Linked DNA regions of Mus musculus: regions 1, 2, 3, 4, 5 and 7 are each linked to region 6. A link is a loop called in an ENCODE intact Hi-C map of the cell type or tissue named here. Cell type or tissue: heart. All regions are shown on one strand. Region 1 has its middle 9.7 kb from the start of Gm36122. Region 2 has its middle 20 kb from the start of Gm35692. Region 3 holds the start of Slc35b2 (solute carrier family 35, member B2). Region 4 overlaps Gm46607 (a long non-coding RNA gene). Region 5 has its middle 8.6 kb from the start of Gm35399. Region 6 holds the start of Vegfa (vascular endothelial growth factor A). Region 7 overlaps Tmem63b (transmembrane protein 63b).

Evidence for each region. Peaks named below come from ENCODE experiments on the same cell type or tissue, not always from the same donor. Only the 100,000 strongest peaks of a DNase experiment are listed, where the experiment ranks them.
Region 1: a loop joins it to region 6, with 1.9 times the contacts of the local background. A loop is called at or near these places in 6 of 42 quality-filtered maps.
Region 2: it touches region 6 in a loop (7-fold over the local background); 18 of 42 quality-filtered maps call a loop at or near these places.
Region 3: a loop joins it to region 6, with 2.2 times the contacts of the local background. A loop is called at or near these places in 3 of 42 quality-filtered maps.
Region 4: it touches region 6 in a loop (4-fold over the local background); 9 of 42 quality-filtered maps call a loop at or near these places.
Region 5: a loop joins it to region 6, with 2.2 times the contacts of the local background. A loop is called at or near these places in 3 of 42 quality-filtered maps.
Region 7: a loop joins it to region 6, with 2.3 times the contacts of the local background. A loop is called at or near these places in 4 of 42 quality-filtered maps.

The regions. Positions count from the first base shown.
Region 1 is chr17:45,956,549-45,960,548 of GRCm38, reverse strand. No RefSeq gene overlaps it. Among named protein-coding and RNA genes, the nearest start is that of Gm36122, 9.7 kb to the right of the region's middle. In heart, a CTCF peak has its summit at 1,898 (motif pointing left); no DNase peak of the experiment used is centred here; H3K27ac peaks cover 735 bases; H3K27me3 peaks cover 471 bases.
Region 2 is chr17:45,847,110-45,851,109 of GRCm38, reverse strand. No RefSeq gene overlaps it. Among named protein-coding and RNA genes, the nearest start is that of Gm35692, 20 kb to the right of the region's middle. In heart, CTCF peaks have their summits at 653 (motif pointing left) and 2,321 (motif pointing left); DNase peaks (open chromatin) are centred at 749, 2,329, 3,029 and 3,329; H3K27ac peaks cover 1,920 bases; H3K27me3 peaks cover 625 bases.
Region 3 is chr17:45,561,710-45,565,709 of GRCm38, reverse strand. Nfkbie (nuclear factor of kappa light polypeptide gene enhancer in B cells inhibitor, epsilon) reads right to left here. Exons shown (of 6, transcript NM_008690.4): 6 at 2,541-3,708. The coding sequence ends at 3,643. It overlaps Slc35b2 (solute carrier family 35, member B2), which reads right to left and starts at 1,774. Exons shown (of 4, transcript NM_001357105.1): 1 at 1,642-1,774; 2 at 937-1,130; 3 at 631-785. The coding sequence starts at 1,652. In heart, a CTCF peak has its summit at 1,849; DNase peaks (open chromatin) are centred at 769, 1,759 and 2,249; H3K4me3 peaks cover 1,781 bases; H3K27ac peaks cover 1,406 bases.
Region 4 is chr17:45,813,840-45,817,839 of GRCm38, reverse strand. All of the region lies in intron 1 of Gm46607 (a long non-coding RNA gene), which reads right to left. Among named protein-coding and RNA genes, the nearest start is that of Gm35692, 13 kb to the left of the region's middle. In heart, a CTCF peak has its summit at 1,853; DNase peaks (open chromatin) are centred at 1,079, 1,739 and 3,059; H3K27ac peaks cover 1,468 bases; H3K27me3 peaks cover 1,112 bases.
Region 5 is chr17:45,579,945-45,583,944 of GRCm38, reverse strand. No RefSeq gene overlaps it. Among named protein-coding and RNA genes, the nearest start is that of Gm35399, 8.6 kb to the right of the region's middle. In heart, CTCF peaks have their summits at 1,014 (motif pointing right), 2,093 and 2,309 (motif pointing left); DNase peaks (open chromatin) are centred at 2,012, 2,294, 2,914 and 3,484; H3K27ac peaks cover 1,300 bases.
Region 6 is chr17:46,030,898-46,034,897 of GRCm38, reverse strand. It overlaps Vegfa (vascular endothelial growth factor A), which reads left to right and starts at 2,521. Exons shown (of 7, transcript NM_009505.4): 1 at 2,521-3,607. The coding sequence starts at 3,008. In heart, a CTCF peak has its summit at 2,005 (motif pointing right); DNase peaks (open chromatin) are centred at 2,067, 2,477, 3,017, 3,437 and 1 weaker place; H3K4me3 peaks cover 2,303 bases; H3K27ac peaks cover 3,591 bases.
Region 7 is chr17:45,680,119-45,684,118 of GRCm38, reverse strand. The region is part of intron 1 of Tmem63b (transmembrane protein 63b); the gene reads left to right. Among named protein-coding and RNA genes, the nearest start is that of Tmem63b, 4.1 kb to the left of the region's middle. In heart, a CTCF peak has its summit at 2,341 (motif pointing right); a DNase peak (open chromatin) is centred at 3,348; H3K4me3 peaks cover 685 bases; H3K27ac peaks cover 1,051 bases.

The DNA of each region.
Region 1 (4,000 bases), 74 kb after region 6:
ACTTGCATAGAACTGGGGCCAGTCATAATTTAAAGGTCAACACTGGGTCCAATCCTAGCTCTTGGAGACTGAGGCAAGAGCATTCCTGCAAGCTCAAGCCCAGCTAGGACTGTGGAGTCATGGCCTATCTCAACAGTAGCGACAGTAAAGGCCCACTGAGGGGCAGGGCCCAGTGGGTGGACCTGCTGGCTGCACACAGGAGTCTGACCCCGGGAACACAAGTGAAGGTGGAAGGAGAGGACTGACTACAGAGCTGACTTCTGACCTACAGATCCAGCCATTGCATGCACACATATGATGTGTGCATGATATTAATAAAGTTTAAAAATAAAAACAAAGCAACCCCCTAATACAACAACAACAAAACAACAACAACAACAACAGCAACAGAGAGTCACATGCCTATTTGACCCCTGTGGGGTACAGGGTGAGTGAGTGTTCTACAGAGTGCTCCCTAACTTGGTTTTTCTTTGAAACTACTTAAACAGTATATGTATGCGTGTAGTGTATACATATGTGCACACATGGATGAACACGACTTTGCACACACTGGGAGACCAGAAGAGGCTATCAGGTGTCCTTCTCTATCAATTTATGGCTTACTTCTTTGAAGCAAGGTTTCTCCACAACTCTGGGGTCTATTTTTTTATTTTCAGCTAAACTTGCAGCCAGCAACACCCCCCTCCAGAGATCTTCCTGTCTCTGCCCCCCACCCCCATAGTGCTGGGGTCAAAGGTGACTCACTGGAGACTCTGCCTGACTTTTTGCAGGTTTCTGACACCCGAACTCAGGGCTTTGTGGTGATTCAGTGGTTTTTTTTTTTATCGATGAGCCCTCTCTCTCTACCAACCCCACCTGCTCATCCCAGCCCTCACAGGAGAGCGACAGGTGCCCAATTAGGGAAATTGACCATTTCAAAACTCCTCTGGTGAGGCTGACAGGCGAACCAACTTGGAAGCCCCTGAATGAGCGCTAAAAGTGATGATTGTTAACAGTCATGTGAGCTGTAGACAGCTAGGCTCCCGCTCAGTGGGAGCTGGAGCAGAGGTGGGCCAGCAAGAGAGCTAAGGACAACTGTCTTGGCTGCCTCTCCGCAACCCTGGGTTCCTCACCAACAATACGAGAGTCAATGATACTTAGCTCAGGAAGGCGACTATGGACTCCAAAGGAATAAATACTTGCATATCAATTATCGTAACAGGTGTCAGGCAGCTAAGAGATGTTGGCTGAGTGTTGGGGGGCACGGGTAGAGAAAAGCTTCTTATATGAAATTATTGAAAATCTTTTAAATTAAATTAAATTTATTATATGTGTATTCATGTTTGGTCTGCATGTGTGTGGGTGTATCATATGCATGCCTGGAGGGAGAATCAGATCCCCAAGAGCTGGAGTCAGAGACAGGTGTAAGCTACCATGGGGGTGTTGGGAGTCGAACCTGGGTCCTTTGGAAGAGCATCAAATGTTCTTGACCACTGAGCCACCTAGGAGGATCGATACCGTGGCCCCCAGTGAACTGGAATCTGACTGGAATCTCTCAGCCCGAGGAGGAGGCTTGAGGCATGGCATCTGTTTCTTGTCATATGGTTACCCCCTTTTCTTTAATCACATGTTTGACCTTCTGTTTGAGAAGATGCCAGCCTCAGACTATCCATGAAGGTACTGGGGAACGAGAACTGGGGCTCCACCCTTCCTGTTCTCGGTGGGGCTGGGTGGGCTACTAAGGAACTCCCAGAGCCTTCAGCTCAAGCCTAGAGGTCTTTCCTTGCCAGCTGTCCAGTGTCCTGGTGCTCTGGGGATGGTGAAGTTTGCTTGTATGCCTTTAAGACTTGGAGGCTGGGGGACCTGACTGAAGAAAGCCAGTGGGTTCCTTTGAAATGGAAGTGACATCTAGTGGTCTATAAAAGAACTACTCAGCTGACCCCCAGCCTCAAGCTGGCCCCTGAGGTCCCCTTCTTGGTCCCTCTCCTCCTGGGCCACAACCCTACTTGAGGGATCTAAGCTCCAACTACAGGATCTTGATAGTAGGTGGGTGCCTTGGCCCAGCCCCAGCCTGGAACTCAGGCAGGGCACTTAGCCTAGCTCAGACACCCAGAAAGACCAGGTCTGGGCAGCTAAGAAAAAACAAATGCATACGTCTTTCTCTTGGAGTACAGTGCTGGGGTTAAGGTTCCTGGGTGAAGTAGAATCCTGCTGCTCATGCCCTTTGCTTCTGAGGTACCTGGCTGAGTCCAGGAGCACAGAGGTATAAATGCTGTGTAGGCCTCAGTGCTGAATCATCGGGAACTCGTGGCTGTGCTGTGGTTATGCAATGGCCTGGCCATGGGTCGTTGGTGTCAATACAGGCTTTCAGCCACTGCTTCAATAGGCAAAAGGCTTGAGGGAACACAAGTACCAGGTTGGGGTGTTGGAAAGGAGTCAGGGGGAGGCTAAGGGGGCACGAACCACTGCTCTATACAAGCCTGGTATGAGGAGGCCTGGATGAGGAGAACACAGCCTGCACTCAGGGAGCTTGTCTGAGGGAGACATTGTCCCATCCTTAAGGAACCCCAGTCTGATGGGGGGTGTAACCTGACCTCCAGAAGCCTCCAATATGAAGACGATGTGACCCATCTTCAGGGAGCCCCAATCAGAAAGATTGCAGTTGAGGGTGCGGACAAGAAGGAATGAGGCTCACCTAGACCTAAGGGCTCTTGCCATGAAAACCCAGGGCAGATGGCAGGATGACAGAGTCACAATAACTGAGGTCTGTAGGGGAAAGTGCCATAGGATGACATCCAAGGGATGGCAGGGAACTGGTCTTCCCGCCCTGTGTCTGGATTGTTCCCAGGACAAAGGCTCTGTGCCCACCTGGGGTCCCAAGTCCAACACATGGGGAAGAGGAGAGGACAGGGTAGTCTCCTGACTACCAGCATCCTCCACTCCTTCCCATCTTCTGGGTAGCAAGAGCCCTAACCCTCCCTTTCCCATCCCACTCCCCAGGTCTTATTTTTATAGCCTTTCTGTAAGTGTGAAATGACCTCAAGGCACAGCCAAAAGCTGGAAATAAATCTGAACAGAAATGTTAGTCTCTCTACCCTCTCATCCATCCATAACTCAGGTTCCCTTTGGAGGTCCCAGTTACTGATTTCCTGTATATTCTTCCAAAGATAGCCTAATATATATATATTTACAAACTTTTCTCCCACACAGACAGCCGAGTCTCCACGAGGCTCTGTGTCATTTTTCTCCTGCTTAACCCAGAGGCTCAGAATCGCCTCGTTCTGTTTCTCCACTCCGGTGCATTCCCTCTAACAGAGAGCTGAGCATTCACTCTTGGAGGGGATGTCTCGGGCAGAGCACAGACTTTGGAGGAGGGGGGCTTCTATAGTTTAGATCCCCACTCTGGTATGAGCCAGCTGGTTGACATTCAACCTGTTGCTTAATGTCTCGGTGACTCAGTTTCCTCCTTTATGGGCCTGACGGGAAAGCAAACATTGACCCCAAAGTGTTTTGTGAGGATCCCGTTAGATAACTGGTCCTGAAGGATGCTCTCACCAGGCAGCAGCATGAGTAGCAGGCACTCAATAAACTCGGAGTTACTGCTCCGAGATTATTTTGCCAGACCCCTTCTGAGAAGACCGGCCTGTTCGCAGGCTCTTATTATTATAAACAGTGTGGTAAACAAGCGTCCCCAATCCACATGCCATCTGGTCCTCGTGGGAACGTAGCTGCAGGAAAAGCTACAAAGGCCAAGCTCATTCTGAATTTTGAAGGCAACTGTGAGCTGCCCCACATATGGGTGGTCCTTGCCACACAGTCGACAGCCACGTGTGGGCCTGCTCCATCTGAACACTGACTTTCTTACATTTCTCTGGGCACACAAGCCTATCACTGGGTTCTTGGGAGAAATCACTCGGTCCCTCCCCCTACACCTCCTGACTCCCGTATGTATTCCCACCCTGGGAGGAGCTAACCAGCTGTGAGGACTGGAGTGCTCTACAGCTAGCCAAAATCTTCCAAG
Region 2 (4,000 bases), 180 kb after region 6:
AGTTGGACACTGGGCTGGTCTCCCAGGAAATAAGAGTACTGGGTGGATGAGCTCAGAGGGTGCTGAGCAACGGTAAGAGGGGGCTCCCCACCCAGGGAGGAGAACCCTTGTCCCCTCGTCTGGCTCAGGGAAGCTACTTCGAATCTGCCAGTGGCATAGTTGGGATGGAACCTGACTTGCAGTCTGTGGTTGATAATGGTGACATGCCACCAGCGGCAGTGACTACACTCCAAGACCACATCCCCCCATTACCTGGAGCATGCACTTGCAGTATCAGAGCATGCACTGAGGAGTGCATTGCTAGGGACAATGGTCACCCAGGAACTGGCAGAGAAGGTGAGACCTCAGGGTCCTGCTGCCCTCCCTGGATTTTCTGTGGGTGGCTTTCCAAACTCTCTAGCCTGGTTTCTATGCTAAGGGCATTGAGGACCTGGATCTGTGAGCAATACTCATTCATTTTGTCCGTCAGTCCTTCCCTTCTTCCTTCCTTTCTTCCTTCCTTGGTCCCGCCCTTCCTCCTCTTTGTCCTGACCACTCCCTCATTGACTGACTGTCAAAACATTCACTACACAGATTCTACAGCTCACCCTGGCTTAGGTGGGGAGCAGCCCTACACCTACCCAAGAGCTCTAGAAGATAGGCAGTGCCCTCAGCTGGCAATAGTCTCCACTGGGCAGAGTCTCAGGGCCAAGCCAGGGTGGGTCTAGGTGTCTCCATCTCCAGTCCTGGGAGCTCTGGGCTCAGCTCTTTGCTTACTGCCCATCAGGGAGGTTTTCTGCTCTTTCCCTCTGTCTGTGTTTGGCCTGGGGACAAAGGGCTCGGTGTCCTTCCCTGGGACCTTATCTGCCACTACGTCATTCCTTACCCCCTACTGCTGTCCTGGCTGTCCCTCAAACCATCGGACAGTACAGTCAGCGCAGGGCCTTTGTACACGACATCCTCGCCACTCTGCGTGTTCACTTCCGCGTGCAAGGGTCTCACCCTTTGATGTCCATACTCAAACTGTCCCCTCTCATCGAGGCATCCCCAACCTCCCTATTTAAAACTACATCATTCCCTGTCCCCTTCCTGCCTGTCCCCTGTTCTCTAAATTTTGTTTCCCTGCAACTTTTTTTTTCTTCTTTTCAGAGCTGTGAGTGGAGCCCAGGACATTTGCACATCTCTTCCCATATGCTAAGCAGACGTTCCACTGCACTGTGGTGACCGTGTGGACTGTGTAGTAAGCCTGCCCACATATCCCATATATTGTGCTTGTTTCATTTGATATATGTCCCCCTCCACTCTTGGCATGTCAGTTCTGTGAGATCACAGACTTTTGCCAATCCTCAGTGAACACGTTGACTAGGAAGGGGAATGAGCATTTAGAACCCACTAACATCAGCACCGACACTGAGGAGGACGGCCAGGGGCCAGCACGTCTTAGCAGGAGCTGACCCACAGCCGGAATGTGTGATTACAAGTAATGGTGGTTAGGGATGGGCGAGGGGTCAGTGGGGTTGTGGCCCCTGGTTCAGATCTGTCCCATTCCATTCTGGCTGTAGGGGTGTGTGTGTGTGTGTGTGTGTGTGTGTGTGTGTGTGTGTGTGTGTGTGTGTAAGAGAGAGAGAGAGAGAGAGAGACAGAGACAGAGAGACAGAGAGAGACAGAGAGAGACAGAGACAGAGAGACAGAGAGACAGAGAGACAGAGAGACAGAGAGACAGAGAGACAGAGAGACAGAGAGACAGAGAGACAGAGGAGAATGAAGAGACCCGGGAAGTCTACTCATCTGAGCAATGCGGCTTGAGCCTCCCTACCCGAGCTTCTCAACTTTGGCTTAGGAGAAGCCCTGACCAACACGGAAGGGACACAATGTAGAGAAGGGACTGTACCCCACACAGGCACATGCTATGTGCCAGACAGATTCCACGTGCTGGCTCTTCATCACCGCCCATTTTACAGATGATGGAAATTGAGTCTCAGGTCAGGGCAGTACATTTCACAGACGGTCAAACTGAGGTTTGAGCTGGCTCTCCAGTTTTCCTGCTATAGACATAGAAAGCAAAGTGGAAGAATTTACACCTAGGTCTCTGCCGCCTTGAATTTCTACCTCCTCTAGAGGTGACTGAAAGACCAGCTATGCCTAGCTAGTGAGCCATAGAGCTGGTGTTCTTCAAAGGGGTCTCTGAGGGGATAGTGCTGAGTATCAGGATGTTGTGGGGCAGCTTGGATCCTGTGCAGCTCCAGCCCCGGGGTAAATCCCACACCCATTGGGCATGGCATCCTCAAGGCCTTCTTAGGGGTCAGGGACAGCTCTCCTCAGCTCCCGCTGGCTGGCAGCTCCCTCTGCTGGACCCAGCCCTGAGGAGGAGCTCAGACACTGGGACGCCGCCGCTGCTGTCTGTCTGTCTGCACTTGGAGGCTGACTCTCCTTCCACTATGGGAGTGAGGGAGTCACATGCCGGGCACCTGTCGGGTCTTCAGGTTATCTGTTGAGGAGATCTACACGGAGGATGGATTTGGGGTGATCTGAGCCCCTCCTAGAGAGGTTGAGTACAGAGGGGCTTTGAATGCTGGTGCCCCTCTACCCACTCCAGAGGCAACAGTTATGTCTGCAGATGAGTGCAAGCCAGGCTGGCTCCCCATCAGACTGGAAACTCCCTGTGTCTAAGTTTAAGTGATTCCTTCTTCAGGCCAGGAGCCCCTGAGCTGTAGTCCCGCTCAGCTCCATAGACCAGCAACTGAGCCCCTAGGCTGGCAATCCCACATAACCTCTGGGACAGCCTTGGCCTTGGCCTCCTGGCTCTCACACACCTGTCACTGTCACTTGACACCCCCAAGGCACTGGGAAGCAGGGGTGTGTCCCACCCTGACCTTGGTCGCCCCTGAGGTGATACAGTGGAAAGGACCTGAAGGAGCGGGCCCAGGATGGGACGTGACTGCGCCCCTGAACTTGGGCTGCAGGCTTGATCATAGGGAAAGTGATACCTCAGGGAGGTGGAGTGCCCGGTGACATCAGCGTACGTGACTGTCAGCCCAGTTCTATCTGCCACCACCCCCGCCGCCACCGCAGTGTGCCTGTGGAGTACACTGACCTTCAGAGGCAAGCCCAGAGTGCTATCTGCATGTACCCTTCAAGGACAGGCTTGTCCCCAGGGTGGGGCCCACTCTTTGACTCCCCATCCTCTAAATGAAGACTTTGGGGTCCAAGGAACCCCCTAGCCTCAAGCCCTGTCTTGCCTGGGCTCCTGGATCAGGAGCTAGCCGTGTGCTGGGTGACTCTGCTGCTGGCAGTCCTGCCCCGAGGGGACCGATCGCTCCCTTGGCTCTATTAGACCTTTCTCCTGAGTTCCTGGCAAGCTCCTGGTGATTGGAGGCCAGTGTAGAGGGCACCTGGCACCCCACCCCAGGGCTGCTGACTGAGCTTGCAGGCCTAGATCCCCGAGGGACAGCTAGGACAGGCAAGGCTGGATGACCCAAGGAAGCAAGTTCAACGACTGTGGATAACCATCTCATGCTTCAAAAGTGCCTTCTCAGCCCCCATAGCTGCTAGAGCTCTTTCTTGTGGTCCCTCCGGAGCCCCATCAGAGGGGCACAAAAAGTCAAGCTTAGTAACTATGCTTAGCTTTCGGCCCAGGGAGGACGCGGGAAGCCAGTACCTAGATCTTGTATTTGAACATGATCTTAACCTGTCATTGACTAATCATGAACCCTTGCTAGTGTATACACACTCATATCACTCAACACGATGCAACCTGGGCCTCTGTGGGTATACTCATGTCGTTCAAATGATGCACATGGTAACCAAAACCACCACTAACTGGAGGTCTGTCACTAGTTAGGGAAAAATTAAAGCAGTCAAAACAGCAGGGCACTTAAGAGAGCTATCCAGGAATAAGGAAGACATAGTGAGCCCTGGTAAGCTCCCACACATCCCGGGGGGCACAGTGTGCATTCCTGGGGAAACCAGAAAGAGGCTCTGCTAGACACTCATACCCACTGAGCACACAGGCGATACAGGC
Region 3 (4,000 bases), 470 kb after region 6:
TGAGAGCAAGTTTCAGGACAGCCAGAGCCACTCAGAGAAACTGTGTCTGGAAAAACAGCGAAGAAAAAAAAGAAAGTTCAAGGCCTGTCTGAGCCTGTGAAACTCTGTCAAAACAGTGTGGTGGGTCATCAATCCTAGCACTTGTAGAGCAGGGGGATCTCTAAGCTGGAGACCAACCTGGTCTATATAGTGAGTTCTGGAGTAATTAGGGCTGCAGAGTGAGACCTTGTCTCAAAATAATAATGTGGGAAGCAGCTCTGGAGATATGTTTAGCCAGCAATTCCTCAAATTCACACTCAGATACAACATACAGACAGAGCAGAATATGGGCATAGGGAAAAAAAATACAACTCAGGCAGGCCTTCTTCCACACTGTAGAAGCCATTGCATGGGTGCGCGCGCGCGCGCGTGGACGTGCGCATGAACACATGCGTGTGTACAGTGAACTTTCATTTCAATACAGGTGTTGAAGGAAGCGCTGGAAGTTCACTTTCAGGACTGGGCTGTGTCCTGTAGGGACACAAACCAGACCCAAACTAACAAACCTTTGGGGTGGGCAGGGAAAATTTGGTTTAAGTCAGGGGCTGTCTGTACCCAGCTGGGGAAGAGAAGGGGAGCCTGTATTCTTACCTGGAGACCCGAGGCACAGAAGACCAGCTTCAGGACCTGCCAAGACGGGGTGGATTCCGCTGTCTCTGTCCGCGGAGCCAGGAGAACCTCATCAGGAGCCTTGGGCTCATTGCCAAACACACAGGCTTTCACCAGGGGGAAGCAGAGACCCCTGCCTGAAGAAGACACAGTCAAGGTCCACAACCTCTGCAGAGCAGCCAGCCCGATCCGGTGTCTGACTTACTGGCCTCCCTCCCGGCCCAAGTCCCGCTCTGCCAACACCTGCAACCAGACTTCCCTCATCTCCCCACCCTCTGGCCACATTACCTGTCTCCAGGTAGTTCTTCCGTCTTAAGTACTGCACCAGGAGGTAGCCAGGTACCATAAAGCTGGCATAGCCCGCTACATTCAACAAGAAGCGGAAGAGCCACAGCTGTGTCCAGGACTGCGGAGGGGCTTCGGGTGACTCTCCACCTGCTCCCAAGGAAGGGAGTGTGGCGAGTACCACTACTGCCCACCATCTGCTGGGACAGCCGAAGCAACGATTAGGTTTGCAGCTCTTCCGCCTCTCTGCCCTCCGGAGGGGACTGTACCAGGGAAGTGCCCAGTGGCCTCCCCGCCCCCTCCGCTGCAGCCCAGAGGGACGGACAAAGAGCCTCTCTCTCCCTCTCTCTCAGGGGGTCCGGCGCAGGCCAGGCAGAACCTCCTCCCTTCTCGGGGACGGCCCCGCCTGTCCAGCCACATAGGTCGCCTCTGTTCCCTTCAGCGCGCGGGCAGCTCAGGCCACAGGCAACCCCCACCCCCTTCCCTCTCCGAAGCGCCACTGTCCCTCATCCCCCTACGCGCGACAATCCCCGAAGCCCCGCGAGGAGCGTAGGCCACATGCCGCGTGCCCATCCACACGGGGCTCCCAACAGTGCCACGCGGATCTGCGGCTGGAGGACCCCCCACCCCGCCTCCGGAGCCCTGGGGTCTCGGTCACGTGGCCCCGGGGTCTCGGTCACGTGGGCCATGGCTGCCCGAGCCCCCCACCTGGCGTCCATGGCCCAGCCGCGTGGGGCGGAGGGGGGACCGGGGAATGTGAGTCCCCCGGGCCGCGCGCTCCCTCCGCTCCCTCTGCCGCCCGCTCCAGCAGCCAGCCAGTCAGCCAGCCAGCGGAAGTGCTGCGCTCTTCCCGCCTCCTCCCCGCCTCAGCCCCCTTCGCGACACTCCGGCCACAGCGACCCCACGCGGCCCGGAGGCAGACCAAGCCCGGTTCCCCTGGGGAACTCCAGTTGGGACTCCCTCCCTTTCCCAGCTTGCTTGGTCACAGCCATCAACCCAACCCAACCCAACCCACACAGAGTGATGATGACCATTGCCATCTAGTGGACTAGGATTTTGAGTATCTGAGACCCAGTACTTCCTCTTACATTACGGTTTTTTTGTTTTTTGTTTTGGTGTTTTTTTTTTTTTTTTTTCGAGACAGGGTTTCTCTGTGTAGCCCTGGATGTCCTGGAACTCACGCTGTATCCCAGGCTGGCCTCGAACTCCAGATCCTCCTGCCTCTGCCTCCTTCAGCAAATCCTACCGGCCTGCGCCACCAGAACCGGCGTTAGTTTTTAAACAATGATGTCTCTTCCTTTTTTGGCTGCATCAGTAATCATCCCCTTAGTACCTGTGATTGTGACCTTCTAGGCTCTGTATGACCTGGTGCGTCCTCCTCGCCCACTTGCCCAACCTTGTAGAGTCCTGTTGGCCTGTTTTCAGTTCCTTTAATTCATCGGAGGCCTTCCCCAATGCTGTCTTTCCCCTTGCTCATCCTAAATCGCAATTTCAACGACACCTGCTTGAAGCTTCCCAGAGGATGATCCTTCGCCCACTCCATTGTCCTCCTTCCTGCTAACGGTTTTCTTCCTTCCCAGTCACCCATTGCAACGTATAACCACATATTTAGTTGTTTATGCCTTTAATATCTGTCTCACTCACAGGATGCATTTGCTTAGTGCTTATAAGCGCTAAGCATCGGAAAGTATGTTGATTTATTTCTTCTCCTTCTTCGTGCATGACCTAGCAGGGCCCTCAGTGTGTGGAGTCTAAGGGGGTTGGGTGGGGGAGGAAAGTTGCAACTCTCTTGTGATCAATGTCCTCAAACTTCTCCAGGGACACGTGTGTGTCTCCATATTCTTCCTCCTCACTCTCCAGCCCTGGGCATTTCCACATGAAGGAGATGTGCCTGTGGTGGCAGGAACCACTTAGGTCTCCTACCATACCCAGCAAGGCCCTGTGCTTGCTCAGGGCTTGTTTCCTTCTCTCTGCCTTTACCCGAGAGTCAGGCCTGCCTATGCATACAACTGTAGAAGGGAAACGTTGTTGTTGTTGTTTTTTTTAAAGCCCCTCTCTTCCATTTTAGTGTCATATTAGAATAACTGCAAAGGTTCAGTTGGGAGCCTTATGTTTGAAGTCTTTAGATAACTTTGCGGTGGCCCGCTGCCACCAGACCTATAATCCCAGCTACTCAGGAGGCTGAGACAGGAAGTTCCCAGTTCAAAGATGACTGCCTGGGCTATAGAGTGAGTTCCAGGCCATCTCTGGCAACTCATTGAGATCCCATCACAACATAAAAAATGAAAAGAGGGCCGGGGACACAGCTCCATGATAGTAAGCTTGCCTACCGCTGGGGAGGCTCTAGGTTCACACCCCAGTGCCAAACACACTCACAAAGGTATTTTAGGTGAGACCCCTCGGGTCAGTTTGCTCATCCCCATTTTCCAGGTAGCTGGCAATTTCAGCCCATGCCATCTTCAACAGAAGCAAGGAGGCTTCCTTCAGGATACCAGTGGCTTCGAGGGTCTTTCAAGAATCTCCATCCAGGCCACTTGGGAAGTCCTTCCTTCCAGATCGGCTCTTCCTCGTCTGCAATCCTTCATCTCATTTTAGGACTATGCTAGCCCCAGGACCAGCATCAGCAGAGGGGCGACATTGCTTGGGTCCCAACTGCAGCAGCTGCGGATCCAGCTTCCAGGTGGGAAGCGGTGGGGACCCATCCGAGCTTCAGTCAGTACATAGCAGTGGTTTGCCGGAGATTTTCAGGTCATCGAAGGGCAAATAAGAAAGGAGCTGAGCGAGAGAGAGAGAGAGAGAGAGAGAGAGAGAGAGAGAGAGAAAACAGAGAGAAGCAGAGTTAATGCCCTAAGTGATGGCACCAGGGATGGCAGCAGGGACCTGGGCAAGCTGAAGGCCAGACAGTGAAAGACCTGGGCATGGCAGAGACCCGAAGATTAGACAAGATCTGAGATAAGCCATGCAGAATATCTGAGCTAGGAGTGACCTTACAGTAGATATAGTATGTCCATTGGCACTATGTATACACAGTGGCTGTTGTTGGGGTTAGGGTTGGGGTGTGGAAGGC
Region 4 (4,000 bases), 220 kb after region 6:
TATTGTTCTGACCTGGGCTTGGATACACCGTCTCCTCTGTATCCCTGCTGTGTGATGTTCGGCAAAGATTCGTTTGGTAAGGTTCATTGAAGCTGAAACCCATGAATGGATGGTGAGAGCTGGCAGAGTTTCTCGCAGGTATCAAGCACTCAGCAATGGCTGCTGTGTGTTAAAGGAGTCATAGGGGGGAGCTGGATGCATTGCGGGGGGGGGGGGGCATCCTTCCCAGCCTGCGTACTTCAGCCTTTTCTACCCTCAGTAAAGAGAGGCTAATATTGCTTGGATTCGGGCTGGGTAGACGACTCAGTCAGTCAAGTGCTCGCTAGGCAAGCATCAGGACTTGAGTTTGGATCCCTGCTCAGATGAAAAGCTGGACACAGTAATAAATGCCTCTCATCCCAGCACTGGAGAGGCAGAGGCAGAGGGACCCATGGGGCCTGCTTGATAGCCGGAGTCTCTGAATCACTGAGCTCCAGGTTCAATGAGACCCTCTTCATAACAACAGGCCACTGAAGAAGAAATCCATTGTCAGACTCTGGCCTCCACTCACACATACACAAATATAAATGTCTATACACACACAAACTCCAAATGCATGTATATACTCATGCACAACTACTACACAGGTGGGCAAACATGATCATATATTCACACACATATGCAACATACATACAAACTCCAAAGATGTGTGTATACACATACAACACACACACACACACACACACACACACACACACACACTGCTCGGGTCAACAGCCCAAGCCCCTTGAGTTGTGTTGGATGCTGAAGAGAAGAGAATGTGGGGTACTTCTTAATGCAGGACACTAATTCCTACAAGAAGCCCCCAATTCTGTAGCCAGTCCAGAATCTGAACAATTTCCATAAGCCACATCAAGATACCAGCTTTGAGGAAAGTCAGGCTTGAAGGTCAATCCCTCAACGCCTCCCATGGTGGTGCAGGGTAGGAAGGAGGGAGTGCCCCATGCCGAGACATGGGTAGTAAGGGGAGAAGGCCAGCCTTCCCTATTTTGGGAGGTAGGAAGCAGCAGGTGGCTGGCTGGTGCTGGGACATGTGAACCCTCCCATCAGGGGCCATGTGGCCAGCAGCAGGGCAGCCTGGCACTGCCAGGTACAGCCAGGCTCCAGTGAACCCACTGGCCATGTGGAGAAGATCTGGTTTCCCAGCCATACACAAGTCACAGCACGGATGGTGAAAAGCCACCTGACTCTACCCTGTTCCCACTGCCTCCCTTACTCCCCCCTCCAAAAAAATAAAAAAAACCCTCTTCAGGTAAGCAGGCTGCAGACCTGGAAGTTAAAAAGTCCCCCGAACCTCTCCAGTTCAAGTATTGGAGCTATAACCCTACCATTCCAGGGCTTCTTAAACAGAGATTCTACCTAAGGACGTCTGAAGGGAAGTCAGCTCTACATCCAAAAACAAAAAAAAAAAAAAAAAGGAATTTGACTTGACCATGGTGAACTAGGTGCTACAGGTGGCTGGTGACAGCCCATGGTGACAGTCCCCGTAGGAACCTGGTTATTTTGGGCTGAGCATCAGAAGCAGGAGACTTCCCGGATGAAAATAGCCTTCCCTGGGTGTCATTCCCAAGACATATTCTGTTCCCAGTGGCCTGCTTGTCACAGGGTACTGTTTGCCTGCTCCTCCCAGGCAGGGTGAGCATGGCCAGGACATCCTTCCAGCCAGGAGAGGGGGGCACAGGGGGCAGCAGAACCTTGTTTCCTAATCAGGACCTTGCAGGAACACAGCACTGGTCTCCAGGGCCACAGAAAGCTGTGCACCATTTGCCAAACTCCTCCTTCTCCAGCTCTGCAAAGCCCTCTGGCTCCACCTGCCTCCCCAGTGTGTGGTCAGTCATTTCTTGTGGTCTGGGGCTCCCCCTAAGACTCAACGTTCCCAGGGGATAGGCCCTGTGTGTTCTTCAAACTGGCAATCTCTGAGGCCAGGCAGGCCCTGTCTTTCTCAGGCTAGAGCCGACTGATGTCAGACAGTGTCTCCCTCAGACCAGGTCTCTCTGAGGACAGCACTCAGGGTTAGAGATCTCCCAGATGGGGTTGTGTCCCACTTAATCTGGGCTCCTTCAGGGCAGGACCGGGCCTCTCTTGCTTTCTGGCACAGTCTAGAGACAGTTTACCAGGGTTCCTGGTCATCCGTCTCTAGCTCTCTAGGGCTAAGAAGTTTTGACACTTGGAAGGTTCCGCCTCCATCACTTCAGGGCATCTGTCTGACTCCTCAGACTCCCCTTGGTCGTGAGGAAACGGTGGTTCCTGCCTTCCGACCAGTGTGAGACTTAAATGAGATAATATGAACAAGAGTCTTGGCAAGGTGCCCAGCTGAGAGGGCAATTAAAAGGTAAAGAAAGAACTGGAGTCTTGAGGGGCGTTTGTCAGTTAGACAGAACCCCAGGCCATATGACCCTAGAGTCTAGGACCAAGACTGGCCCTGGAAGGCCACAGAGTGACCCAGGTCACTGTCCAGGCTAGGGATCCTCTTAAGATCCCAGTCTGCAGCTGTCTAGAGGCACGGTTCAGGCAACACTGTAGCAAGACTCATTCCTGCTCCATGTCTTCTTTGCCACACTCTAGCTTGTAGTTGGGGGCTCCTTCCGGGCAGAGCCAGGCTCTAGCTTGCAGCACCCACCTTGAGCTCCCAGCTCCAGTCACCCCCACGATGCTCTGAGTCTCTCCCTGCCTCTCCTACCACTAGGTGGAAGAGCCCAGATTCTTTGTACAAGTGACATTCGCATGGTGTGACACCTCTGGACCGGACAGAGGACCCCGGACCAGGACCAGACAACATAAATATATCTGGGGAGTTTACATTGTCGGGGGGGGGGCGGTTTGTCGTGCTCATCACTCTGCAAGCTCTGCCCCTGTTTATTCCCTGAGAGTTCACGGCCGGGGCACCACCGCTGGAGGGAGGTGGAGGGAATCTTTGGGTGGCTGCAGCTGCAGGGACATCAGTGAGCTGGGGGAGCCTGGGAAAGCCTGAGCGCACGTAGGCCACACCCTCCCACCTCCTCCAGCTGCAGCGGCCCTGCTCCAGATGATGCTGTTTGCAGGAGAGAGTCCCGGGATGGACTTGTGGGTGGAGGCCTTTTGGCCATCTTCCCCTCTGACCTCAGCCCCACCCAGTTCCAGGACACCCTCTCAGGTCCGGCTAAGTGGATTCTGGCTTGGGCTTAATCTTTACTAGCTGCTCCTGTAACTTGCCCGGGGCTCAATTCTGGGCTTGCAGCAGCTCCCACCACTCCGATTCTTTCACCCACTCTGAGAAGCAGGCTAAGCCAGGACTGTCTTAGTCTGCCGGGAAGGGTGGGAACCCAAAGGCTATTCTGGCTGTCCATAGTTCAGGGTCGACCAGCCAGTGGTAATAGCCTCTTGGGGGCCGGCACAGGACCCACCAAGCAGAGAGAGAAACTGAGACAGGGCATTCAAAGATGAGCAGATGAGGCAGTTGCTCACAGGTGCTCGGCTGTCGAGGTTAGGATTCATGCTGAGCTCTAGATGGCTGTCTTCTCTGCTTGGCCCTTTCTACCCAGAACCTGACTCTTACCTAGTGTGCAAGGACACCTTCCCAGAGCAGATAGGAGACACCTGCCTTCTCCACAGACTTTCATGTGAGATGAGAACATGGTCATTAGTTTCAATTTTCACTGGAAGGGCAAAGTCTCATGCCAAACAGGCAAGAGGGGAAAACCAATAATAACACCAGGCTACGGAGCTGCCTGGAGGCCAGCGAGCAAAGCTGTCCCTCTGTCCCTTCTGAGTCCTGAAGTCCCCCATCTCAGGAGCCCCTCACTGTGCCTCGAGGGCACATGGTGTCCTATGACAAAGAGACAGGGTGACTTGTCTAAGGTCATACCGCCAATGGCAGAACCTGTCCTGTGTGTGGGCAAGGAAAAGAGATTGAAAGCTGGGTGTGGTGGCTGAGGCAGATGGATCTCAGTGAGTTTGAGGGCAGCCTGGTCTATAGAGTGAG
Region 5 (4,000 bases), 450 kb after region 6:
AGAGTTTCTCTCTAACCTTGGCTGTCCTGGAACTCTATATATAGATCATGCTGGCCTTAAACTCAGAGATCCACCTGCCTCTGCTTCCTGAGTGCTGGGATTTAAAGGTGTATACAACCATAGCCTGGGTTGTTTTCAATTCTTTTTCTTCTTCTTCTTTTTTTTTTTTTAAAATTAATGTGCATTGGTGTTTTTGCTTACATATATGTCTGTGTCAGAGCATCTGACCCTCTGGGACTGGAGTTAAAGACAGTTGTGAGCTGCCACGTGGCTCCTGGGAATTGAACCCAGGTTTCCTGGAAGAGCAGCCAATGCTCTTAACCACTGAGCCATCCCTCCCTCCATTCCCCAGTTGCTTGTTATCAATCCTTACTAAGGTCAAGCTTGGTGGTGGGTTGGAGGTTAAACGCATCACTGTACCAAGCACGGGTGTCCATGACTAGTTTGTCAAAACTGCATACATGCCTCAGCAGTGGTAGCTCACACCTTTAATGCTGGCGCTTGGGAGGCAGAGGCAGGCAGATCTGTGAGTTCAAGGCTGTTCTGGTGGTCTACAGTTCAAGTTCCAGGAAAGCAGGGCTATACAGAGAAACCATGTTTCAAACAACCAAACCAATCAACCAACAAACACCCCCAGCATACATCTGCTCTGTTAGAAATGGCCTTCCTATGCTATCTGGTTCAAACTGCCTGTTCCCTAACTAGGAGGCAAGCTAAAAAATACAAACAAAGTCTCTCCTGCTTGCCCTTAGCTCCAATGACTTGACTTCCTCCTCGTACTGAAATTCACGAGAGGTTTAGCAGCTTTCTTTTTCAACACTGGTAGCCTCTGGGGAACCCGAATTTTTTTCCCAAACTCTAACTTCCTACCTACAGTCTGGCTCCTGGGTTCCCTCTAATCCACCCCCGTGTGTGGCCACAAGGAACTGGTGAGAGTGTAATTACTCATTTTCCAAAGATTTATTTTATGTATGTGAGTACACTGTAGCTGTCCTCAGACATACCAGAAGAGGGCACCAGACCCCACTACAGATGCTTGTGAGCCACCTTGTGGTTGCTGAGAGTTGAACTCAGGACCTCTGGGAGAGCAGTCAGTGTTCTCACCGCTGAGCCATCTCTCCAGCCCTCCCCTTTCCCCGCCCTCCCCCCTTTTTTTGAGTCAGTTTTTCTGTGTAGCCCTGACTGTCTTGGAACTTGCTCTCTAGAGATCCTCCTGTCTCTGCCTCCTGAGCACTAGGAAGTAAGGTATGTGCCACCGCTGTCCTGCCTGTAACTACTTTTTTACTGGTCTTAGCTTTTCCGAAGAGTGTTGAAGATTCAGCAAGATGGCTGTGCATCCTGGCTGGCATGGTACTCACTATGGCTACTCTCCCGAGGGCTAGGATTGAGGCATGGCACCATCACAAGGGAATTTTTGTGCAGTGATTACAAGGGTGTCTCTCCCTTCCCCAAAGTTCCCTGATGTTTGACTCTCTACCATTGGCTTGTGAAAGTCTCTCCCCGTTCTGCGCCCTAGGGCGTTGGTGATATGACTTATCTCCTGTCACACTTTGAGCTGAAAGTGCTCCCTGGTTCCTAGGGGTGATCTGAAGATATTCATGAGCATGTGACGCTTGTCAAGTTTACCCCATCTCATGTCCCACCCACCTATGTGGTGACATTCATTGCTTGAATGTCCTTGAATGTTAGTAGGCTCTTAACTCTGGCACTGACCTGAATGGGTGTCGGAGGGGGGCATTTATGATTCTGCCACCAGTGTTGAAGAAAATATCTGGAATATAATCGTTTTCTCCCAAAGTCTTTTTAAAAAAAAAAAACAATTTTATGTACATTGGTGTTTTGCTTGCATATACATCTAGTTGCAGACAGTTGTGAACTACCATGTGGGTCCTGGGAATTGAACCCAGGTGCTCTGTAAGAGGAGCCAGTGCTCTTAAGAACCACTGAGATCTCTCTTCAGCCTCCCCCACCTCAAACTCTTCTAATGCATAGCCTTGTCCCTGAGTAACTACACTGATGGCTTCTGACCACAAGTGAGCTCTGTAGGCACCACCTTGAAGGTCAAGGAGAGTCAGGACCCACTGCAGGTTACTTCCTCCTCCTGGGAGGGAGGGAAGCTTGAGCAAGGGACTGCCAGGTATCCTTCCTGCCACAATGTTGTACATCACTTCCTGACGTCTCTGGTCTCTGTTCAAAGCAGTCTACTGAACTGCTGTTTTCTGGATGGCTGCCACTGATGTAAAAGTCCTTTACTGTGTGGGTCAATATGGTGAAGATTGCAGAGCACCCCCTTGTGGTCATAATCCACCACTGCAATTGAGCAGACCAGTGACTGCAAGGATGTCTGCTTTTTCCGGTGTTTACATGAGAAGACTGGTAAATTCTACCTTTGTTTAAAAACCTCTAGGTATAGAAAGGAGGAGATGTGAAAACAAGGGTACAAGGAAGTGGAGAGACAGGAGAACCTCAATTCTCACCTAAACTAAATTGTTCGTAGAATTAAGTTGATAGCAACTAGGAATGGATGTGAGCAGAGAACTGTGCTGTCTGGCTGTGCAAACAGGAAAGTGTGACGGCAGGAGATTGGCCAGAATGATGTCACAGCTAGGCTGGCAGTCCATACAGGTCCCTGGGGACCGTAGTGTTCCTAGGGTGGGAATGGCCAGAGTCCTCAACTCCTTAACCCATCGATGACTGTGTTCTAGCCAGGCTAGAAAAACAGGCTTACCCTGTTTGTTTTCATGGTGTGCCCATTCAGCCCTCTACCCCTCCCGGTAGTCCCGAGCACGCGGCTTTCTGGGTCCTAGCTGTGGGGAAGTGCTAAGTGTGGATCAGCAGGGCCCGAGACAGCAGCACGCTCTTCCTTGGCCTTTTCAGGGGGTAGGGCCACTTGGCTTGAATTCAGACCCACAGAGTCATCTGTCTTGGGCCCAGCTGTTCAAACCAGGAAAAGCCATTCTCTGTGGCTCCGGTTTCTCGCCAGGGAGTGGGAACATCGGGCAGGCTCTGCTAAGGGAATTAAACCACGTGCCTAGAGTTGGTACAGGGTAAGAAGATACTATTTATTTATTTATTTATTTATTTATTTATTTATTAGAGTTGGTACAGGGTAAGAAGATACTATTTATTTATTTATTTATTTATTGGTTTTTCGAGACAGGGTTTCTCCGTGTAGCCCTGGCTGTCCTGAAACTCACTCTGTAGACCAGGCTGGCCTCAAACTCAGAAATCTGCCTGCCTTTGCCTCCCAAATGCTGGGATTAAAGGTGTGCACCACCACTGAACAGCAAGAAGATACTCTTAATGCTGCTGCCCCGTAAGGTCCCCTGGTAACCAGGATGAGTCTCGGCATCCTGGGGTGGTCCACCTAAGCTACCTGCTCCCCTCCCCCACACCTCTGGGCGCTGGGAGCTTGAGAACCAAGCCATACTTACCTAGTTACCTCTTCCAGTGTGGATTACTGCTTGGGCTCTTGCTGTCAGTCAGTCAGCTAGGAATCCCAAGACTTTGGAGACGGGATGCACCCTGGGTTTGGGGTAGGGGCTGCTGGAGCTAAGCAAAGTATGTGATGTCACAGGTTCCCTGCCCCCCACCTCAATGGGAGCACCTTCTCCACTTGCTTGTGAGGAAGTCAGACTGTGGGACCTATACCACTGCACCTCGTGCCCAGGTCACCTTACACCAGGTACTCAGAGTCTCTCATGTGTAAAGCAGGGAAGGTAACAGGTGGAGAGCCACAGAGATCATGAATGACTCAGCTCTCCCATAGCTGGGGACTGGGACTCCTCGATGCGTGCCTGGTTTACTCTGGAAAACAGAAAGGCTAAAGGATGAAAAAGGGATTCTGTAGGCAGGCATGACGATGCGGTGCGTGCCTTTAATCCCAGGACTCAGGAAGCAGAGGCAGGGGGATTTCTGTGAGTTTGAGGCCAGCCTGGTCTAACAGAGTTGAGTTCGAGGACAGCCAAGGAAGGCTACACTGTGAAACCCTGACTCAAAA
Region 6 (4,000 bases):
TCCCTGTACAGGCTCATCTGGGAACACCTTATACATATATATACACATATACTACATGTATATATACATATACTATACATATACATATCATGGCTATCTCAGGATAGGAGGAGGAGTCTAAAGCCGTGAAGTCGAGAAGAGCTGATTCCCCTCAAAGTCTCTTCATTTTGCTCCAAACCTCAGAATCCTTTACTGAGTCCCTCTTCTGTAGGCCCGTGGCCTTTCCCAAGACCACAGAACTGTGGTTCTCAGCCTTCCTAATGCTGAGACCCTTTAGTACAGTTCCTCATGTTGTGGTGACCCCCCCAGCCCCCCCCCACAGGCAACATAAAAATATTTTTGTTGCTACTTCATAACTGTAATTTTGTTACTATTATGGATCATAATGTAACTCTCTGACATGCAGGCCATCTGATATGCGACCCCTGTGAAAGGGTTGTTGGACAGTCCCTCCAAAGGGTTGAGGGTTGAGAATCACAGCTGGAGGAGGTGGAGATGAGAAGGGCAGCGCTTTGGGAGCCTTCAGTGTCTACAGCCTCTGTTATGCCACGATGAGAGACAGGGGCCCCCTGACAGGGAGCTACATTTGGTGTTCTTGCGGTTAGAGACAGACACGTGAGACATTTGGTGGCTTTCCTTTCTGACTCCTCTTAGTTGCTTAGAGCAGGGATCAGGATCAGGTGAGGAAACCCACAGGAGGGCTCTGGACCAGCAAACATTTACTAACTACTACTTTCCCTGCTACAAGAGAGCCATCCAGGAGGGGACTCGGGACTAGTAATGATGGGCAGGAAGGGATAGCGTGAGGAGCCAGCTCCCTTCCTCATAAGATCCTCATACTACTGCTCCATTGGAATTGGGGTGCCCAAGAGGTGCCAGCACCCACCCAGCTTCAGTACTGTGTGCAGAGGGATGGAGATAGTGGATTACACTGGGGGGGGGGGCAATAGGAAGATTGTTGAGTTCTCTTTCTCAGAAGTCCAGCAGATCTGGGTGAGGGCTGGGACTGGTTGGTCCCTCTCTTCCCACAGGTATCGGAGCCCCCTCTTGTTCCCAGGGGAGCCTAGGAGCAGCTGGGCCAAAGCCCAACCAGGAATTTTTCCAGGCTGGTTCCTATATCCAAGGGTGGGTTAGAGGTGGGGGTTTTGGAGAGCTCTTAAGGAAGACACTGAGGACATGGAGAAGGGGACTTAGTAGAAAGAGAGGGGACAGAGCCACACGGGCTAAGTGTGCAAGCATAGAGAAATAGCCAAGGGTTTTAGGGAGAATGGGAGGACAGAGTACACCCCTGAATTCTGTTTAGAAGATGAACCGTAAGCCTAGGCTAGAACTGAGGGAGCCTCTACTCCCACCCTTCCGAGGGTTGGCGGCAGCGCTGGGCAGCTGGCCTACCTACCTTTCTGAATGCTAGGGTAGGTTTGAATCACCATGCCGGCCTGGCCCGCTTCTGCCCCCATTGGCACCCTGGCTTCAGTTCCCTGGCAACATCTCTGTGTGTGTGTGTGTGTGTGTGTGAGAGAGAGAGATCAGGAGGAACAAGGGCCTCTGTCTGCCCAGCTGTCTCTCCTTCAGGGCTCTGCCAGACTACACAGTGCATACGTGGGTTTCCACAGGTCGTCTCACTCCCCGCCACTGACTAACTCCAGAACTCCACTTCCCGTTCTCAGTGCCACAAATTTGGTGCCAAATTCTCTCCAGAGAAGCCTCTCTGGAAACTTCCCAGAGGATCCCATTCACCCCAGGGCCCTAGCTCCTGATGACTGCAGATCAGACAAGGGCTCAGATAAGCATACTCCCCCCCCCCCGTAACCCCCTCCCCACATATAAACCTAGAGTTATGCTTCCGAGGTCAAACACGCAACTTTTTGGGTGTGTGTGTATGTCAGAAACACGCAATTATTTGGGAGCTCAAAGTCTGCCGCACTCAAGAATCAACTCTCACCCCCTTTCCAAGACCCGTGCCATTTGAGCAAGAGTTGGGGTGTGCATAATGTAGTCACTAGGGGGCGCTCGGCCATCACGGGGAGATCGTGAACTTGGGCGAGCCGAGTCTGCGTGAGGGAGGACGCGTGTGTCAATGTGAGTGCGTGCATGCATGTGTGTGTGTGTGTAGTGTGTTTGTGAGGTGGGGGAGAAAGCCAGGGGTCACTCTAGTTGTCCCTATCCTCATACGTCCCTGCCAGCTCTCCGCCTTCCAACCCCTACTTTCTCCTATATTCCTGGGAAAGGGAATTGTTCTTAGACCCTGTCCGCATATAACCTCACTCTCCTGTCTCCCCTGATTCCCAATACTCTGGGATTCCCAGTGTGTTCCTGAGCCCAGTTTGAAGGGGTGCACAGATAATTTTGAGGCCGTGGACCCTGGTAAGGGGTTTAGCTTTCCATTTCGCGGTAGTGGCCTAGGGGCTCCCCGAAAGGCGGTGCCTGGCTCCACCAGACCGCTCCCCGGGGCGGGTCTGGGCGGGGCTTGGGGGTGGAGCTAGATTTCCTCTTTTTCTTCCACCGCTGTTACCGGTGAGAAGCGCAGAGGCTTGGGGCAGCCGAGCTGCAGCGAGGCCGCGGCACTGGGGGCGAGCTGAGCGGCGGCAGCGGAGCTCTGTCGCGAGACGCAGCGACAAGGCAGACTATTCAGCGGACTCACCAGCCCGGGAGTCTGTGCTCTGGGATTTGATATTCAAACCTCTTAATTTTTTTTTCTTAAACTGTATTGTTTTACGCTTTAATTTATTTTTGCTTCCTATTCCCCTCTTAAATCGTGCCAACGGTTTGAGGAGGTTGGTTCTTCACTCCCTCAAATCACTTCGGATTGTGGAAATCAGCAGACGAAAGAGGTATCAAGAGCTCCAGAGAGAAGTCAAGGAAGAGAGAGAGAGACCGGTCAGAGAGAGCGCGCTGGCGAGCGAACAGAGAGAGGGACAGGGGCAAAGTGACTGACCTGCTTTTGGGGGTGACCGCCAGAGCGCGGCGTGAGCCCTCCCCCTTGGGATCTTGCATCGGACCAGTCGCGCTGACGGACAGACAGACAGACACCGCCCCCAGCCCCAGCGCCCACCTCCTCGCCGGCGGGCTGCCGACGGTGGACGCGGCGGCGAGCCGCGAGGAACCGAAGCCCGCGCCCGGAGGCGGGGTGGAGGGGGTCGGGGCTCGCGGGATTGCACGGAAACTTTTCGTCCAACTTCTGGGCTCTTCTCGCTCCGTAGTAGCCGTGGTCTGCGCCGCAGGAGACAAACCGATCGGAGCTGGGAGAAGTGCTAGCTCGGGCCTGGAGAAGCCGGGGCCCGAGAAGAGAGGGGAGGAAGAGAAGGAAGAGGAGAGGGGGCCGCAGTGGGCGCTCGGCTCTCAGGAGCCGAGCTCATGGACGGGTGAGGCGGCCGTGTGCGCAGACAGTGCTCCAGCCGCGCGCGCGCCCCAGGCCCCGGCCCGGGCCTCGGTTCCAGAAGGGAGAGGAGCCCGCCAAGGCGCGCAAGAGAGCGGGCTGCCTCGCAGTCCGAGCCGGAGAGGGAGCGCGAGCCGCGCCGGCCCCGGACGGGCCTCCGAAACCATGAACTTTCTGCTCTCTTGGGTGCACTGGACCCTGGCTTTACTGCTGTACCTCCACCATGCCAAGGTAAGCGGTCGTGCCCGTCTGCTGTCGCCGGGCCGTGGCGAGCGCCTCTCCCGCTTGGGGACGTGCGTGCGTGCGAGCGCGCGCGTGGGGGGCTTCGTGCCCCACGCGGGTCCTTGGGCACCGGGCGCGAGGCGTCCCCCTCTGTCGTCGTACGTGGAGGGGGAGGGGGTGCGCGCTAGGTGGGAGGGCGCCAGGATCGTCTCGCCGCCCACGCGGGCCCTGCCCACCCACCAGAGTCACCGCACGTACGATCTGGGCCGAGCAGCGGAGGGCGGGAGCCAGAGGAGGAGGCTGAGGGGGCTGGGCTTGTGCCGAGGCTGGCGGCAGAAGTTTGCTCCGGGTCGCGGGTCCCCGGAGAACTGGAAGTCCGGGCAAAGGGGGCGGGAGTCCGGA
Region 7 (4,000 bases), 350 kb after region 6:
TTGTTTTGTTTTTAATTTTATTAAATCTTTCAAGCAGCCGCAGGGTTGAGTTGTCTCTATTTTATAGGTGAAGACCCTGAGCTGGTTAAGTACCCTGTCCAGAATAAAAGCCAAGTGTGCTTCATCTTAGGTCTCTTGGTCCTCTTCCCCTGCCTTAGAACTTGAACCCACAAACCCCACACTTGAGTTAGGAATCAGCTCCATGCAAGACGAAAGGCAAACCTGTAGATTTAGGGCATGGCGTTCCTCAGAGCTGGTGCTGACAGCCCTCCGAGCCTGCTAGTGGAGGAGCCCTATTGGCAGGAGCAGCGAAATGCCTCCGCCCATCTCTGGATCTGTCACAGACTGCTGTGTGACCTTCCCCAAGTTATTTGCCTTCTCTGTGTGTCAGTGGCCTGTTGGGGTTGTGAGGGGTGGCAAATAGCAACATTTGCAAGGTGCTTAATGGAGTAATGCCGGGGACAGAATAAAAGCAAGACAGGCAGGTGTGGTGGAACACTTATTTGTGTCTTGACTTGGAATCAAGCCTAGGAGGCTATATCGCTAAATCCTAAAAAGATGGGGGAGGGAGCCACCTATGGATACAATGATATACCTTTGCCTTTCTCTGAGTTCCACCAAAGCCAAGCAAAACCTTTGGTATTTGTTATAGATTGGAGGACCGATGCCCGGATGGCATACTAAGAGTTAATTTCTTATTCACTGGCTTTGTAAGAACCTAAAGAAGCCCTAAACTCTACAAGGAAAACAAACAAACAAACAAAAAATAACTTCTAACCTATAACACAGTTTTTATTAGTGAAATGACAACCTTGATTTGGTTAAGCTAAAATTCGCCCCCCATCCCTATACAATACAAACTTCATTATCCAAATAGAGAAATGGGATCACAGCTGGCTGGGTATGTCTAGGTTGGGAGAACCTTCACCTGCTACTTCTATCCTTCGGCTCCCCAGTGCTAGGCTGGATTTGAAAGCAGCTGCCCTGAATGACACAACCCAGCAACCCCACCCCTACAGTTAAAGAACTTGAAGTCATCGAAGTCAACCAGCAAAGCCACCAGCCCAACTCCACCTCTTACCTACCCCGTGACCTTGCCTGGCTCCACTCCCTTCTCAGGTCCCTGTTTCCTTCCTGTGGATGGGTGATCTGGGTGTGCCTTGCTCACCTTGGGTGCAGGGGAGGATCTGTGTGTTCGATCCTGGGGAACTCTCACCCACAGTAACAGAGCCACATCTTGTAGAAGCTCCCAGAGTGTCCCATCTTCCTTCAGAGTAGGGAAGATGGGAACAGGAGGATGTCATCGAAGGAGTTTGGACAAGGGGTGGGAATAGGCACTGAAGTTCCTGGAGTTCAGAGAAGTCAGGACTGGAGATATAGCATGGTTGATAACATGCTTAGCATACGTGAAGCCCTAGGTTGGATTTCCAGCACTTGGGAAGTAGAGACAGAAATTTAAGGTCATCCACAGCTTCATAACAAGAGTAAAGCCAGTCTGCAATATATGAGACCTTGTCTCAAAGAATTAAAAAAAAAAAGGTGGGGGCAGGGGGAGGGGAGAAGGGCTAGTTGGGGTCTCCCTCCCTAAAACACCTATATTAATCAGTCCTGGAGCCTCAGCATCTGTGTGTCTTAATTTATACACCAAGACACAGACAGACAGACAGACAGACACACACACACACACTCCTCCATTCAGAGGCCACAAGTCCCTTTAGTTCTGCACACTATCATGTAGTAATCTAGCATCCTGTGCAGACAAGACCCACATATGACCATATTTACAAATCTGAACATATGTCAGCACTGGACTGCTCTTGTATTCATGGCCCAAGAACAAATAATAAGCATTTTATTTATGAAACATCCATATATGCAGAGGATGGTAAGTCGGAGATCAGCCTAGGCTACATAAAGAGACCTTGGTGAGAGACAGAGACAGTGCCCCCTCCCCCCACTGTGGATACTTTGTTACCTCTCTGGGAGAGCCATCCTGGTGTTTCTTTGTTACAGATTGGAAGAGTGAGGCCAGGCTACACCTTCACCTGTTCTAGGCCTATCAGCAAAGTGCCTTTGTGTTCAGAGAAGGGTCCCAGCTTAGGTAGAAGTTGACTTAGGTTTGAATTCCAGCTTCTATCATTTTATTGGCAGTGAGACCTTGTGGGAAAGTACTTAGCCTTTCTGGGCCCAGTACTCACATCTTCAAATGACAGGATGTTTGAGGATTAAATGTGGTCATGTATGCTATTCTTTTGTTTTAAAAGATTTAGTATTTATTTTATGTGTAGTAGTGTTCTGCCTGTGCGTGTCTGTGTACCATGTGGGTGCAATACCAGCAGAGGCCAGAAGAGGGTGTCAGTTCTGGAGCTGGAGTTCACAGTTGTTAGCTGCCCTGTGGGCACTGGGAATTGAATCCTTGTCTTCAAGAGAAGCCAGTGCTGTCATCTTAAAACAATGGACACTAGATAACTAGTACTTGCTTCAGTGATTAAACTCATGTGGTTTGTTGGTTTGTGGGTTTTTTGTTGTTGTTGTTGTTGTTTTTTGTTTTTTTTTTTGGTTTTTTTGAGACAGGGTTTCTCTGTGTAGCCCTGGCTGTCCTGGAACTCACTTTGTAGACCAGGCTGGTCTTGAACTCAGAAATCCGCCTGCCTCTGCCTCCCAAGTGCTGGGATTAAAGGCACGCGCCACCACTGCCCGGCTCAACTCATGTGTTTTTAAAGGCAGCTTTGGGCCAGAAAAAGGAGCCTGTATAACACATGCAGGGAGTTATTCTCTGCTCTGCTCTGAAGCAGGCTTTGCAAAGACTCCTTTGGACCAAGAGAAACAGATAAACAATGCTCACGTCCTCACAGCGCGCTCCTGGCTCCTGCCCTGAGTGATTGGATGTTTGAATGGGAGGAGGGGACCCCAGAGGTGCTAGGTCACCCTAAGGGGCTAAGGGACAGACAGTTGCTTCCAACCTGCTAGTTATCTCTTCTAGATTTGTTGTTCTCTCTCTTTGTCTGGTTGCCTTTCTTCCCTAGGGGCCCTACCCCAGGCAGACTGTCCATGTTGTCAGCAGAAGGGGCCCCCAGGGGCCCCAGAGTAGGGCCGGGGGGAGATGTGCTGCTGTGGTAGCTGTCTCTGCTGCAGCCACACTTCTTCAGCCTGGGAACCTCCCCAGAGCCCTGCTCAGCTTTGTCCCCAAGCCCTTCCAGAGCCCAGGGCTCCAACTGGCTTCCCCTTGCCTCCTCTCCTGCCCTTCATCCACTCAGGGCACAAAGGCTGTGGCAGGGCACCAGGCAGGCACCGGGCAAGACAGTAGTACAGTGGTTGCTGGGGGCCTTTAGAGGCCTCGCCCACTCTTCCCTCTCTTTTGCCAATGGAAAAGCTGGCTGGAGGGCACAGCATTCCCAGCCTGCTCTGCTCCGTTGACAGAAGCACGGCATTCTGGGAGTTGTAGTCCTTACACCCCTCTGTTTTCCCCCTATACAGCTAGTTGGAGAGAAGGGAGGAGAGCTGGGCTGGAAATGTGATGGAGAGAAGCAGGTATGGCAAGGGCCAGCGTGGTGACACAGACTCTGACATTTGGTTAGTTTACCTGCCTTCCAGCGCAGTGCTCTGCTCCGAGGACACAGGAGCAGCCTGATGCTGAACATCTGTTTAGAAGGTGGTTATGTGGAGGAGGTTAACAGAATTAAAAACTCTAAGCGCATTTGATCATTCTGGTTCTCTCTTCATATTTTTCACTTGAACTTAGCCAAAAGGCAGAGACGTAACCCCCCCCCCTTTAATTCTTCTTTCATTTATTATAGTCACAGAGATTGAATTTAGGGCTTCTTCTGAGAAGATCACAATGTTGGCTCTGGACTCTTATTCTCTGGCATAGAGACAGGTCTCTACCCATCATTTTAAAATCTATTCCCATTGCTTTATATGTATGAGTGTTTTGTCTGCATACATACATACATACGTACGTGTGTGCACCACATGCATGCCTGGTGCCTGCAGAGATCAG